Regions from separate parts of the Homo sapiens genome. Here all the other regions are linked to region 1. The links are chromatin contacts, found by Hi-C or POLR2A ChIA-PET in ENCODE. All regions are on one chromosome and are shown on one strand. Each heading gives the region's core, a stretch centred on a gene start or an enhancer-like site at or near the end of the contact. The rest is flanking DNA. Distances are from core to core; before and after follow the strand shown. Region 1 has its middle 150 kb from the start of LINC01482. Region 2 holds the start of ARSG (arylsulfatase G). Region 3 overlaps ABCA10 (ATP binding cassette subfamily A member 10).

Region 1 (3,044 bases), core at 339-2,838:
GCTCTTATTTTCAAAGGGAGCCCAAGAAAAGTTCTTTGAATTTTTCGTCTGGCCCTTTTACTTTTCAAATTTCTTATTTTGTCACACTTTGTGGTTGTAGCAATTTGTGAACAGAAAGCATCTCATCCTTTGCTCAGCATGGGCAGAAGGGACAATGAGCACCTCCTTGGTTGCATGTAGATTTTTCCATAGCAGAGTGAAAAAAGATTGGAAAAATTTGTTCCAGCATCCTTGCATGGAAGTAAAGACTTCCCATGAAACCAAAAGTATAGTTTCTCTCTGACATCTCTTGAAATAAACACTTCTTAGTCAGAACTATCCCCCCATAGATGGCACTTTAGGTTGGGCCAAAAATGGTAGAAAGGATATGGGATCTCTGCTTCCAACAGCATTTGACAATTATTCTACTAGAAAAACACATGCACAGTATGTTGATTGCAGCACTATTTACAATAGCAAAGACTTGGAACCAACCGAAATGCCCATCAATGATAGACTGGATAAAGAGAATGTGGCACATGTACACCATAGAATATTATGCAGCCATAAAAAAGAATGAGTTCATGTCCTTTACAGGGACATGGTTGAAGCTGGAAGCCATCATCCTCAGCAAACTAACACAGAAACAGAAAACCAAATACTGCATGTCCTCACTCATAAGTGGGAGTTGAACAATGAGAACACATGGACACAGGGAGGGGAACATCACACACAGGGACCTGGCGGGGTTGGGGGGCAAGGGTAGGGAGAGAGAGCATTAGGACAAATACCCAATGCATGTGGGGCTTAAAACCTAGATGACGGGTTGATGGGTGCAACAAACCACCGTGGCACATGTATACCTATGTAACAAACCTGCACGTTCTGCATATGTATCCCAGAACTTAAAGTAAAAAAACAAAACAGAAAAACTTCTCAGGGGTTAATGATGACTTTTAGTGCATTTATAAGTATTTAAGAAAGAAGACCAATAAGAGTAGGTTTTCAGAACGTGGTGGTTAATCTACTTTTGCTTGAAGTAGAAAAATAAAGGAGAAACAAATCCTTGCAGAGGAGTTCTCTGTGGGAGATGAAGGTGAAGTAAAAGGGAAAATGTGGCCAGTTTACGATTAACTTTACTCTTGAGAGGTGAAGCAAATTGAGTTTCCCCAGGGGGATTTGCTTAACCCTTAACAAGTTTCAGCCAAAGGAAACCATTTGTGAATTCCTAGAAGATTATTTTGGCACTCTGTGGGCGGCAAGCCACCCAGGTGCCAAGGCAAGAGATCGAGGGCACAAGCTGTTCCAGTATAATAAAGAAAATGCATAGAATAAGAATAGTTATACTAGAAATAGATTATAGATATGATTATATGTGAATATCATTAATCATTAGTTTGTAGCATTACTCTTTATTCCAATATTATAATAATCTTTGCTCTACAATTATAACCTAGGAAAAACGAGGCCATAAAGAGATAGGAGCTGAAGGGACACAGTGAGAAGTGACCAGAAGACATGAGTGTGAGCCCTCTGTTACGCCCAGACAGGGCCACCAGAGGGCTCCCTGGTCTAGCGGTAATGCCAGCGCCTGGGAAGGCGCCTGTTAACTAGCGGACCTTGGTCTAGCGGTAGCGTCAGTGCCTAGGGAAGGCACCCGTTACTTAGCAGACCAGGAAAGAGAGTCTCCCTTTCCAGGGAGAGTTAGAGAAGACTCTGCTCCACCACCTCTTGTGGAGGGCCTGACATCAGTCAGGCCTGCCCACAGGCATCTGGAGGCCTAAATGTCTCCCTGTGATGCTGTGCTTTAGTGGTCACACTCCTGTTTCACTTTCATGTTCCGCCCTGTACACCTGGCTCTGCCTTCTAGACAGCAGTAGCAGAATTAGTGAAAGTACTAAAAGTCTTTGAAATGCATAGAAGAAATAATGGCATAAGCTGTCCTCTCTCTCTCTCTGCCTCTGCTGCCAAACAGGGAAGGGCCCCCTGTCCGGTGGACACGTGACTCATGTGACCTTCTCAATCACTGGAGATGACTCACACTCCTTACCCTGCCCCTTTTGCCTTGTATCTAATAAATACCAAACAGCCAGGCATTCGGGGCCACTACCGGTCTCTGCGTCTTGGTGGTAGTGGTCCCCTGGGCCCAGCTGTCTTTTCTTCCATCTCTTTGTCTTGTGTCTTTATTTCTATGATCTCTCATCTCTGCACACGAGGAGAAAAACCCACAAACACTGTAGGTCTGGTCCCTACAGCACTCAATTTTCCTCTTTCCCTAAAACCAGAAAATACAATGTCCTATGCCAGTAACCCAGAAATAAAAAGTAGTTACGTCTAGTATAGAGAATATACAAAGAGGTTCCTTGCAAGTTTAAAGTTCTAGGAAAGGCAGCAAAAAAGAAAACATGATTGATTTCTTTTTTATGATTCATGAGTATTACAACTTCTTAAGGCAGAGGAGTTTTTCTAAGATACTGCAATCCATGTTTTCTGATTTTACAGAGAAGAAATAGAAATCCAACCCTTTCTGGAAGAATAATCCTATGAGATTTAGGTGAAGACAAGATTTGTGTTAGAATCCAGCTCTTCAAATATGGCTTGGTTGATTCACTTCCTAAATGATTTATGAAGAAGCTGATTTTTCATTCCTGTTGTCATAACTACAAGCTGTGCTGTTGTTTCCTGGAACTTAGTTTTTATGGGCAAAGGCTTAGGAAAATGGTCTATAAAGGCCCTCAGCAGTTCAAGGACCTATTAGTTCAGTCTCCTCTCTGTTCTCCTGCCATAGAAAGTTGTTTTTGGTGTTGTAGAGCAATTGTGCATTGGTCTCAGTGTTGAGGCCTGTTTCTCCTGGTTCTGGGAAGTCATAATCAATAAGAATGAAAACCTCATATATCTGCTTGTTGTATTAGCAGAATTTCCTGTGATGTGTTCAGCTCCTTGAGATCTCATTAGATGTTTCTCTATATAAGTATTCCTTGGCCAATGAAGTTTGAACATTTTGAAGTTAAGCAAATTTAATCTGTTATTCCTTTACTTCCAAATTTCTCAGATTCTTTATAAGC
Region 2 (3,044 bases), core at 209-2,708, 480 kb before region 1:
GCACTTGGCATCTTTTTTACAAGCAAGACACCTATCTTACCATGATTTGCAAAAACAATCAGATCACTGAGAAATCTCATTCCCGGGGTAGAAACCATCTCCTGCGAGAAGGAGCTGGCACGGAGTGTCTAACCGTGCAAACAAAACCGGCTTCCAGGTTGACAAGTTGTAATTGCTCTTCCCCAGTTGGCTCCGGGGAGCTTTTTCTAAGACTGACGCCCCCCATGTTTGGTGACATTTTATATACGCCACCTAACAAACTTCTATGACCTGTCTTGCTAGGGTGGGGGGAATAAAAAGAAAAGACGACAACAACCTAGAAGGAAATAACCCATTTCCTCTGCAAAACCATCTTCCCTTGCTACGGAACTGCTTGGCGACACCAGCGCTTTCCTGCGGTTGGCAGCCCGGGAACCTTGAAGTTGCGCGGGACCGGCCGTCAGCCGCTGACAGTTCTGACAGTCCAGGTGGAGGACCCGCGCTCTGCCGGGAAATCCCCGGCTTCCCGCTGGGGACAAACGGTGGCCGCCGCAGGGAGTGCTGTGTTTGGGGGTCGGGGGAGGCAGGGAGCCCCACTTTCCCTCGCGCTGCCTCAGTGCCCGGCCTGCGTGCGCGCGCCAGCCTGGGGTAGGAAGGTACCTCTGACATTTCGCTCCTGCGACGCGCAGGCAACTTCATGCGGAAAATCCGCGGAGGGGCTGAGCCTGGAGCCCCCGACTCTTCCGACGTCCCGGAGCCCCCAACCCGGGGCAGGGGGCACTCAAAGGCCAGGCGTGCCTTTAGGTATCTTCCGGGACCCAACTGTACCAGGGTCACGGACATTCAACTCTCAGCTACCCACACCGGCGCGAGCGCGTCATCCCGGTGGCCCTGGGCATTCCTAACTGTCAGAGCGAATATTTTTGGGAATAACCTCTCCAAAATGTGAAGATGTTCAGTGGTCTCCTCCGCCTCCCATCACAAAAAAAGGCCCCAACACATATTTTTTAAAAAACAACCCACATCCCACAATCAAACTTTTAAACATGTAAAATAATAAACCAACTCACCAAGTTAGAAGGGAAGAGAATAAACCCCCAAAGGCTCCCAATAAGGCGGAGGCTTGGCCTCCCCCTCCTTATAAGCCGCTCGGTAACATGAGAAAAGGATTAACCCCTTAGGGGGCGGGCCCGACTCTAGCGCAAGTTGGCTCGGGCTGGTGAGGCCCGAGCGCCCGGGCCCTCCACCCACTCCCGCGACTCGGGCACCCGAGCCACACCCTCCCCCCGCCCCCCACCCCGGCCGCCTGCGACCCGGGCCGTGCGTGCTGCCGCCCGCGCCCCGGCCCCGCGTCGCTGCCTAGCTCTTATCCTATACCGGCTGCAGCCGGTCTCCGCCGGCCTCGGGGGCGCGCCGCCGCCGACCATGTGCTGCGAGCGCTGAGCGCAGCCAAGGAGGGGGCCTGCCTGGCGCGCGCGCGCCGTCCCACGTGGACCTGAGCCGCGCCGGTCGCGCGCCCGCCAGCCTGCCGCCTGGGCTGGGGGTCACGAAAGGTAACCGCGTCGCGGTCCGGGGCCGGGCCGCCCCCGCCAGCGCCGCCGGGGTCCTTGGCACAACGCCCCGATCTCCCAACCCGGGTGCGCCTCTGCGCGCGTGACCCGCCCAGACCCCGGAGCTTTGCTGCAACGCTAGTAGGAGCGCGAGCGTGCAGGGTGTTGGGGGTGCCTGCATCCTGTCTCGGAGCACCTCGGCCAGGCGCGAGCGCGCGGGTCCCCGTCCCCACCCCCGGGCGCCTTCCCGGCGCGCCCACCGCCCAGTCCCGCCCGCGCCCTGAGGATTTAGGGATTTAGCGGCGAGGGGGAACACGCGCGCGCCGGGGCTGATCCCGCGCGGCGCTCGCGGCTGCGGCGGCTTCGCGCCCGCCCCGGGCAGAACAGGTTCCTTCCAGTTTGGGTGTGAGCTGCGCGCGCGGCGCCTGAGTTCCTCCTGCAGCGCCCACTTCCCCCAGTTTCGTCAACTCGCGCACCCCCACAGTTCCCCTTCCGGCAGTGGGGAGGGAGTGTCGCAGTGGGCCCCAGGGAGCGAGCGGCCGGGCCGCTGCGGGTGCCTTGCTTCCCCCACTTTGCTGCACCGGCAGCAGCGGCAGCAACAGCATCCGCGTTGCGCGAAAGGAATGTGAGCAGCCGGGCTGAGTCAGCATCCCCGGCCCGGGGCGCGCGCGCACCCTCCAGGCAGTGGCGGCGTCGGCACAGGTGCATGGCTCCCATACCCGCGGGGAGCCCTCTGTAAGGGACCTGGAGGTTTAGACAGTCCGTGCCCCTCATCCCGTAGTCCCCGACCCCAAGGTCACCGTGAACTAAGCGGATGATGCACGCGAAATCTCAGGAGCTCCTCATGGGGACAAAGCATGTGTCAGATCCTAGACATTTCAGAGCCTGCGGGGGCGCAAACTTAGCTTCTTGGTCTCTACCTCACATCCCGAGGGCAAATTTGGAAACTGCTCGGAAGCAAAGGCCATGTTATTTGCATTCGTATGCAGACTTTGGCGCCGGCTGCTGCCTTCATTGGGGTTCGGAGAATGTGGTTCTGATGTCAGAAACTCAAGAGAGCCTAGTTTGGGAGTGCATGCACGGAGGGTCGCCACCGGGAGGAGTCGGCGATCTGAATTTTAATAAAAATCCTTCCTTGCTCGCTGAGTTCTCTCACCATTTTGGGATAGGCTCTCCTGAGTTAAATGCCATCCTTTGCCGTTGACAAGTTCTGGTTGTGTAAGTGGGGAGAAGATTCGTTGGTACAGGGTGCCTTGTATGGCCAGTAGTGTACAGCCAAGGGGCCGCTGAGCAGCTTTGCAACCTTGTAGGCGTAATTTAACCTCGTAGAGCGTTAATTTCTCCAGATCTGTAAAATGGGGATGGAGGTGGTATTCCCAGAATTGGAGGGTTTAATTTATGGTACTTGTAAAGTGCGGATCGCAGTGACTGGCATTTGGTAAGGCCTCAGTACCCATTAGCTCTTGCTGCTGTTACGATTTATGCTTTACCAAGGCCAATTAATTGCTGACTCCA
Region 3 (3,044 bases), core at 164-2,663, 400 kb after region 1:
AATCAGGTCATAAAGCTGCCTAAGGCAATTTTCTTATTTTCTTGCATATTACATGCCTTTTGCTAATGACAAAACATTCATGAAAATGAATTTTCATTTTGATTCTACTATTATAATTGGCTTGTGGAAAAAATGATCACTTACCAAAACAAACATGAGTTCCCATGAAAGCTGGAATCCCAGAAATATGAAGTAGTAAATTAAATGTATTGAAAAGAGAATCAAGAAGTATAATGGAATGTCCACCAGAGCCTGTCCACACCAGTATGCTGAAGGCCAGAGGCCTGAAATCCATAACTGGGATTGAACATTTTTCTGACAAAGAATAGAAGGGATAGAGGAAGGGATCTTAGTTTGAAAAGATTTTGTGGTTATGTAAAAAAAATTGTTTAATAAATTTTAGAAATAGTATGTTATAGTGTCTGTGTGACAAAAAGCATCCTCCTAAAAATCTAGCATCTCCAATGGAAATGTGTAGTTATTGGTTCAACAGAAAAGTCTCAGCTATTTTTAAAGTTAATTTACCCATTGATACAGATTAATGAAGATGACTACACTATATATTTTTAAAGCCCAGTTTATTAAAGCGTAGTTAAATAATTGGAAACACTGTATGTCTGACATTTCATGCTATAGTTAAAAATCTAAATTCCCTTTGGAACTGTGAAATAACTGCATGGATCAAACAGTACCACATCTTCATCCCTGAAGTTTATTTAGCATGATTTCCCTTACAGCTGTGGCAATTTTATTGTGCTAAATGGTAAACTTTCTGACCTCTTTGAAATCATGTGTTTACTATAATCTATACTGATATTAGATTGTAATGTATGTGTAAAAACATTAACCAAAGTACAACTGTGTGTGTATAAAACAATAAAATTGCAATTACTACAGTCAAATAAAATCAATCTCAATCTAATTTCCTCTCTCTCCCTCTTACTTTATAATCGCTGATGCTGCTCATGCCGATAAAAGGAGAAACGCAGTTTGTGATCAACAACAAAAATATGGACCCATCTATAAAACCAAGATCCAGCACTATGTCATCCTGAAAGATGAAAACACATCAGTAAGCTGTTGCAATTGTTACAAATTATACAAACATTATAAGATACGTTTCCAGGAAATAAAGAAAAACTCTAGAAGCATTCACCTGATTTAAGAAGCAAAGAGACAAGCAAACATGTTTTGTTAACCTTAGTGGCAGGTTCCATTCCCAGGAACAGCATGATATAAAAGAAATTCAAAATCTCAATTTTATATGTATATACGGTAGTCTCCCGTTTCCACAGGGGATATATTCCAAGACTCCAAGTGGATGCCTGAAACCTGGATAGTACCAAACCCTATACATAATATGTTTTTTTAATCTGATAACTGAAATGGCTACTAAGTGACTAATGGGTAACATATACAGTGTGGACACACCAAACAAAGGGATGATTCACTTCCTGGGTGGGAAGCAGGACAGGGCAAGATTTCATCATGCTACTCAGAACAGCATGCAATTTAAAACATATGAATTATTTATTTCTGGAATTTTCCGTTTAATATTTTAGAACTACAGTTGACCAAAGGTAACTGAAACATCAGAAAGCAAAATCACTGTGAAGGGGGACTATTGTACTTAGAGGGCATGAGCAGTTTCTCTTTTACATTTACATCTGATATTTTAGGGAGCTACAGTTATCATATCTGAAGCACTGAGTTAAGTTGTCATTTGTTCCAGTTCCCTATTTCCAAGTTGGCCTCTAATAGTGATTGTTGTGAAGCTGGACTTATGCTTAGGCATTATGCCTAACTACGTGCAAGATACAATTAGAAGAGAGCAAATCTTCCCTGCCTACATAATTTGACTTCTAAAATTGTTTAAATTAAACAATTGTCAAGGCATTGAGGGGTCTTTAAGTTTTTTTCAAGACACTGTAATTTATTATTATTATGACAAAAAAAATCTAAAGAAAAGGAGTGCAGAAAAGGTAAGTTTTTGTCATAAATGCAGGTGCAGGTGGAAGGGCAAAAAAGAAGCAATGAAAAGGTTGTTCTAAGAGTATTAGTAAAGATGTGGGAAGAACCAGATTACCAGGGGCTAAATAAATGCACAATCATCAGTGTAAGGGAAGGGTAACACTTATGACTCCATATCCCTGCTTCCCAGTATCACCCCTGGGAAAGGATATTACCCATGTTGTTGATCCTGTTGCTTAATATTAAATGGGCCAATGTCATTGGTTGATGCACATATCTGTTTTCCTCTCTAAGAATCGGACAAGACTTCATCATGCTACTCAGAACAGTGTGCAATTTAAAACTGATAAATTATTTCTAGAATTTTCTATTTAATATTTTTCAACCATGGTTGACCAAGGGTAACTGAAACCGCAGAAAGCAAAATCATAGATAAAGGGGGACTACTGTACTTAGAGTGTACAAGCAGTTTGGGTCCAACTAAAGAGATACCTTTTTTCTCCTTTATATCCTGCACTCTCTACTTGGGTGTACTGCTTAATTTTGCTACCCTAAATCTCTGCTTTTCTTTGCTCCCCCATCTCTCTTCTGCATATCCTCAACTTCATCCTAATGATTCCCAAAGTATGCATTATCTCCATCTACTTCTCTGGGTTCCTTGCTTTTAAAATATTCTACAGAAAGTATCTACTTGGGTATACTCTGCTTTATCTAATATACTAAGTCAAAAACTAATACTAGCATCTCCTCCAAATAAACTTTCCTTTTCAACTTCCCCATTTCTATCAGTAGTTTTGTGACTGTTTCAATTTCCTAAGCTACAAAATTGTCTTCTTACATGCATACCTCTTTTTTATACTTCTTTCAATCTGCCATTTAATGCTACTATTCTATGAAATTCACATGAGTTTTTCTTTTGTCACTTATTCCTCTTCCTGTATGCTGGTCCAGACACTTTTGTTAGCTTCTGTTGGTCCTTGACTGGCATTTGAATATTAATATATGGTAGGAGGATCAGGGGGTCCAGATACACAGAAGGTCAGAGCTAACCAGTGAAAGTCATTATTAGGCAG

Evidence for each region. Hi-C counts contacts between places; a loop is a spot of excess contacts on that map. ChIA-PET counts read pairs that join two places held with the same protein, here RNA polymerase II (POLR2A). Pooled maps may share reads with other maps.
Region 2: a loop to region 1 is called in a pooled map, with 4 times the contacts of the local background. The contact joins the promoter of ARSG here to the enhancer-like site in region 1. A Hi-C loop is called at or near these places in 2 of 37 single-sample maps with no recorded cell type and 3 of 50 pooled maps. POLR2A ChIA-PET finds 5 or more read pairs at or near these places in 2 of 52 experiments (WTC11 and activated CD8-positive, alpha-beta memory T cell).
Region 3: a loop to region 1 is called in a map with no recorded cell type, with 3 times the contacts of the local background. The contact joins two enhancer-like sites. A Hi-C loop is called at or near these places in 1 of 168 maps with a recorded cell type or tissue (PC-3), 2 of 37 single-sample maps with no recorded cell type and 2 of 50 pooled maps.

Annotation. Positions count from the first base shown.
Region 1 is chr17:68,772,888-68,775,931 of GRCh38, forward strand. No RefSeq gene overlaps it. Among named protein-coding and RNA genes, the nearest start is that of LINC01482, 150 kb to the left of the region's middle. RefSeq lists an enhancer at 1,642-2,011. Within about 2 kb of position 1,589, at least 11 of the 41 ENCODE cell types and tissues checked have a DNase peak (open chromatin) inside an H3K27ac peak, as active enhancers do.
Region 2 is chr17:68,290,037-68,293,080 of GRCh38, forward strand. ARSG (arylsulfatase G) reads left to right here and starts at 1,459. Exons shown (of 12, transcript NM_001267727.2): 1 at 1,459-1,532. SLC16A6 (solute carrier family 16 member 6) reads right to left here and starts at 1,091. Exons shown (of 6, transcript NM_004694.5): 1 at 1,050-1,091. RefSeq lists silencers at 1,227-1,916, 1,283-1,457 and an enhancer at 2,317-2,546.
Region 3 is chr17:69,174,463-69,177,506 of GRCh38, forward strand. ABCA10 (ATP binding cassette subfamily A member 10) reads right to left here. Exons shown (of 39, transcript NM_001377321.1): 23 at 944-1,051; 24 at 145-315. Among named protein-coding and RNA genes, the nearest start is that of ABCA6, 34 kb to the left of the region's middle. Within about 2 kb of position 1,414, at least 6 of the 41 ENCODE cell types and tissues checked have a DNase peak (open chromatin) inside an H3K27ac peak, as active enhancers do.